2 separate regions of the Homo sapiens genome follow, and region 2 is linked to region 1. A link is a loop called in an ENCODE intact Hi-C map of the cell type or tissue named here. Cell type or tissue: K562. All regions are shown on one strand. Region 1 overlaps AVPR1B (arginine vasopressin receptor 1B). Region 2 overlaps SLC45A3 (solute carrier family 45 member 3).

Evidence for each region. A loop is a pair of places that touch in the nucleus more often than their neighbours do. Peaks named below come from ENCODE experiments on the same cell type or tissue, not always from the same donor. Only the 100,000 strongest peaks of a DNase experiment are listed, where the experiment ranks them.
Region 2: a loop joins it to region 1, with 3 times the contacts of the local background. A loop is called at or near these places in 5 of 110 quality-filtered maps.

Annotation. Positions count from the first base shown.
Region 1 is chr1:206,105,257-206,107,756 of GRCh38, forward strand. AVPR1B (arginine vasopressin receptor 1B) reads right to left here. Exons shown (of 2, transcript NM_000707.5): 2 at 1,680-2,500. Among named protein-coding and RNA genes, the nearest start is that of AVPR1B, 11 kb to the right of the region's middle. In K562, a CTCF peak has its summit at 1,512 (motif pointing left); DNase peaks (open chromatin) are centred at 95 and 1,485; H3K4me3 peaks cover 159 bases; H3K27me3 peaks cover 368 bases.
Region 2 is chr1:205,671,595-205,674,094 of GRCh38, forward strand. All of the region lies in intron 1 of SLC45A3 (solute carrier family 45 member 3), which reads right to left. Among named protein-coding and RNA genes, the nearest start is that of SLC45A3, 7.7 kb to the right of the region's middle. In K562, a CTCF peak has its summit at 1,093 (motif pointing right); DNase peaks (open chromatin) are centred at 723 and 1,125.

The DNA of each region.
Region 1 (2,500 bases):
CTCAATAAATGCCTGAGGGGCGGCCCAGAGTGGCACTGTCTGGAGAACTGTCTGTGTCTGGGCTCAGAGGCTGCTGTGATACTCTGGCGCAGGGAGTTGACGTCAGGGAGACCAGAGACCAGAGGCTAGAATGATTGTAGACCATCTGATTAAGCTCTGTAATAAACTCTGCTTCAGAAATATGACATTCAGTAGTGAATATATCATGGAGGTTAACATTAGAACCCACCCTGATTGCTTATTAAGTGAAGGCATTCTTGGAGAGTGCTGTTAGATTTAACAGTTAGATTTAACAGTAGATTTAAACGTGTGACCCTACCAAGTGACTTACAGAGGTTAGAACTTCAATAGTGCACATGACTGCTCAGATGCCCTCATAAGTACAGAGGAAGGCTGATGTCACCTCCTGAGGAGTTTGAGCCAATAAGCTAATAATTGGGGCCAGCTAACAAATTGAACTAATCCTCAAAGTCATTGCAAGCCACGTAGAAACAAAATGGCCTTTTGTTTGTCATATTTCCATGAGCTTCAAGGGTGAGCTGTCTAAATCGGTACAAATAGTCACCTGTATGAGTAACCACCCTTTGAGGAGCATAGCTTCCAGTTCAGTGAAGTCACATTCTCCCACGTTATATGTCATTGGTACCTCCCAGAAACAATCATACTGTTTCACACTGGGTTTCTCCATGGACATGGACTGGACAAAGATTTTTCCAAAATTATCTGATAATAAGACACAGAAAAACTGATTTGCTATTGGCAACCAGTAGATGGTGGATTACATGCCAACAATGACCTAGGAATATAGACCACAGTAGACCATAATAAATGTGACCTGTTTTCAATGAATTCTTATTCTAAAGGAGCAAGCATCCAAATGCTCACCATGGGAACTGCAGCAAAATTCCACGAGCATCCTATTAGCCACCAAGACGTGCTAGGGTGAGGAGGTATTTTACGCTCAACATCAGTGGGTTTCTTTGCTTCTGGAATTGGGACAGATTGCTGGGCTCCGAGGCACTCTCAGAGAAGCCTCCTAACCCATGCCCCCAGATTCTAAACCAGAACCCGTAAAGTAACTATAGCTCATGTGGCTTTTTGAGGTCCTACTAGGGCCCTCAAACACTGACTCATGTGTCTTGCTGCCTTTTGGGCAGGAATTCCTATACTCATTTCCTCACCTTGCAGTAGAAACCTCTTGTTCTTTGCCTTGCCAAATCTCCGTGGGTTTAGAGAGAACCCAGTGTGTGTCCATGTATCTCAGGAGAACCGGGTCAAGTGAGGGACCAAGACTCTTTGGAACTTGAGGACTCACAAGCTAAGAGGCTGGGTGACTTTCCTAGCCTTCCCTGTTAGTCATTACTGCTTCATATCCTCCAGGAGAGTTAAAGAATGTGCACTGGATCTCAGCAATATTTGGCTAGAGAAAGGGCCTTACCCTGATTCTTAGGCAGGAGCTGCCAAGTCAAGCCCAGCGGAGGCCAGGCCCACTTTTGGCTCCACACTGCCACCTTGTGGTCCTATGGCAAACTCGAAGACACTGCTTTTCCCACTTAAACTGGATGCAGGGTGGCCCCTTTCCCCAGCAACCTCACCCCTTCACTCAAGACAAACACACTTTAATTTTATCTTGCACATCCAATTATCATTGTCCCTAGAAAACTAAAGATGCGCAGGAATTTCCTGGATATTAAATCTTTTTATTGGTGAATTTCAACCTGGGTTTCTGACCCAGGAATGAACTGCTACAGCCTGGGCTGAATCTATAGCCCTGTAGTAGATAAGTGATCTATTTACATACAAAACACAGACACATTATCTGGGAAAGTACTGGCCTGTGCCAAACAACATAACGATTCTGAGAAATCCCCGTAGTCAACCGATGAACCCCTCCTGTCCTCCTCTCTGTCCCGTCTGCCCCTCATGTCCTGCTTGTACATAGGTTTTAAGGGACTAAAGTACTGTCATTCACAGTCACAGGATGGCATAAACAATTTACACAAGTGCCCAGCCAGAGACGGCATTGTTCAGTTTCTCCTGGGGTTAGCCGTCAGAAATGGGATTCACCCCAGAGAGCACAGAGCCTCCTTCTTGCTTCCACAGGGCCCCTCCTCCTTGAACCCTATCCAAGGCCCTTCCACTGGCCCAGACTGTCCAGGCGAGCCTCCTACAGGTCCTGCAGAACTTTCACTCATAGATCCGATGAGATCCACCATTTCCTTCAGGAGCTTCCTGGAATGGGTTCCCGAGGCCCTCAGCCAGTGTGCAGTCGCTCCCCACTGTCCATATCACAGGACAGAACCAGCTTTCTGGAAAAGATCAAGTGTAGCCTTTCCATGGGAGGAACAATGAGGGCTCCAAAGCCACCACCCCAAGTAAATTATTCTTGTGCAATGCAAAACAGAAAATATCATAGTAGTAAGAGGGGATCTATAGAAGGCAAAGGGTAGACAAGAAAGTGCTTTAGTCAGCCTTGATCCCAGGTCTGTCTCCTCTTTTC
Region 2 (2,500 bases), 430 kb before region 1:
ACGCCTGTAATCCCAGCACTTTGGGAGGCCGAGGCAGGCAGATTACCTGAGGTCAAGAAGTTTGACACCAGCCTGGCCAAAATGGTGAAACCCCGTCTCTACTAAAAATACAAAAATTAGCCAGGCCCAGACATAGCGGCACATACCTGTAATCCCAGCTACTCGGGAGGCTGAGGCATGAGAATTGCTTGAAACCGGGAGGTCAAGGTTGCAGTGAACCGAGATCATGCCACACTGCACTCCACCCTGGGCAACAGGGTGACTCTGTCTCAAACAAACAAAAAACCACAAACACGCACACAAAACAGAAAAGAAAACGCACAATAGCAGCCAACATTGAGGTTATAATACATACTAGGCACTCTGCCGTGCGTCTTGATCTTCCAACCATCCGATGAGGTGGGTACAATTAGTATACCCATTTTACAGGCACAGAAACTTAGATTAATACCACCAACTTCATAGATGTGGAGTGTGTTTGAGATACAGGATATGAAAGTTCCTGGCGGCCACTTCTTTGGTCGCCTCCTCAGTGGAGGAAGGGCTTTCTCATTCCCAAACAGGAGCGGCTGTGGTTAGGGGAGACCAAGTACACTTTCTTCTCGGTTTCCATTCCCCCCCCTCACCCACGTGCCTCCCCCACCACACCAGCGCCTCTTTCAGCCCCTAGCAGCAAGAGGAATGCCAAGAATGCAACTGCCTCCCCAGGTGCTGGCCCCAACAGGTGAGGAGAGGTCACTGCAGCAGACCTGCCTGCTGGAGGAAGGCTGAGAAGGGAGGTAGAAGGTGGGACAAAGATCCCATAGTTATGAGACAGCACGATTTCCATCCACAGGGAAAATGAACACAGTGGCCGACCCCTACTAACTGCCTCAGAGGCGTCTAGCGTGTGCCAGGTACTTGATATATTGTACCTTCTCTCTAATAACTCATACAATTCATACGCTCCAAATCCAAGGTAGGTGTTTAATATTCATATTCGAGATGAACAGCTCAGTCTCAGAACGTAACATGCCCAAGGTTGCACAAATAAACAGTGGTTGAGCAGAAAATTCGAACCATTTGAAAATGCTGGAAGGTGCTCTGAACTGGGAGCCAGGAGAGGGCAGTCCTGTTTCAGCCACTTTTTTTAAGAGCTGTGTAGCCTAGACAGGCCATCTCACCTCTCTGGGACTCAGTTTCTACACCTGTAAAATGAGAGCTAATCTGGATAATGCCGAAGGTTCTTTACATCTGTGCAACCAGGTGATCTCACATGCACCCCCTACCCCCGGCAGTTGCTTCTTCACGGGCAGGTACCCCCTAAGGGCTCACTGATGAGGCTACATGACATTCAGGAAGGGATTCATGTTCACCCTTGTGAAATAGGAATATAAAATCCCTACTTTGTATTTGGACTTTCATGGCCTCCTACCAATGAGTCAAGGGGAATGAGGTGGAGAAGGACACCCCAGCCGCACTTACCCCATCCTTCACCTGCCCACACACTCTCAGGTACCAACACAGTGCCAAGGGTCAGCGGTCACCTGAAACTAAGCCGAATAACCAGGACATCTGGGGGTAGAACTGCCCTCTTCCCTAGTCCTTCCCAGAGTTGGACTCTGTTCCTGGCAGAAATTAGTAACTGAATTCTCTTCTTGGGCCACAATAAATGCTTCCCTACAAGGTGGGGCAGCAGTACCAAGAAATTCCTTGGCCCAAGGTAGGGGAATATGAACATGGAGGGGGAAGAGGGAGCTTGGCACAGTGTCCAGGCCACTCGGAAATTCCTTCCCCCCATCCTGCCTTTTCGTACAGCCACTGAAAAGAGAAGCCTAAATGGCTTTCCTCCTACTGAACTTGAACTCTGCCAGTCAGCCAGGCTAGACAGCTCTCCCTGTCCATGTACAGCCAATCCTAGTCTTCCCTTTAGCCTGGCCTCCCTTAGGAGGTGAGGTATACAGGAAAGAGGCCAGGAGACTAAAGATCTATGCAAACCTACAGATGGGCAGTGCCCTGCACCAAGAGTCAGACCATGGTGCTGGTTCCAACTCTGCCATGTCCCACACCTCTAGGGTTTCAAACTCATTGGCCTGTAAGGCTTTATTAGATCTGAGTCCTAGAGTCTGTGATCAGTCCCATTTATAAAGAGAGGGCTCCAAGTCAGACTCAGTACTCTGCAAGTGTGTTCTCAAAAACAGTCACTCTCAGTGGTGAGCAAGGAAAGGGTAGGCTCTCAAAGAAACTCATTTTCTGATTTAAAGATCCCAAGCTTGCTGACCCTTGGAAGTATACCTCAGTGCATGCAACCTAACCTCCCCTAAGGGAATGTCAGACAGCACTGAAACCCACCTACCCACACCCAACACCACAGAGCCTCAATTGTGTATAAGCCTGCTGTGAAGATGCTGGGGACACAGAAAACAACTGATCGCAGCTCCCTTTGGCAAAAGGGATAAAATGCAATCGGTGTGCAATGAGATGGCACAGTGGCACAAGTGTGAAGATACAAATCCACGTG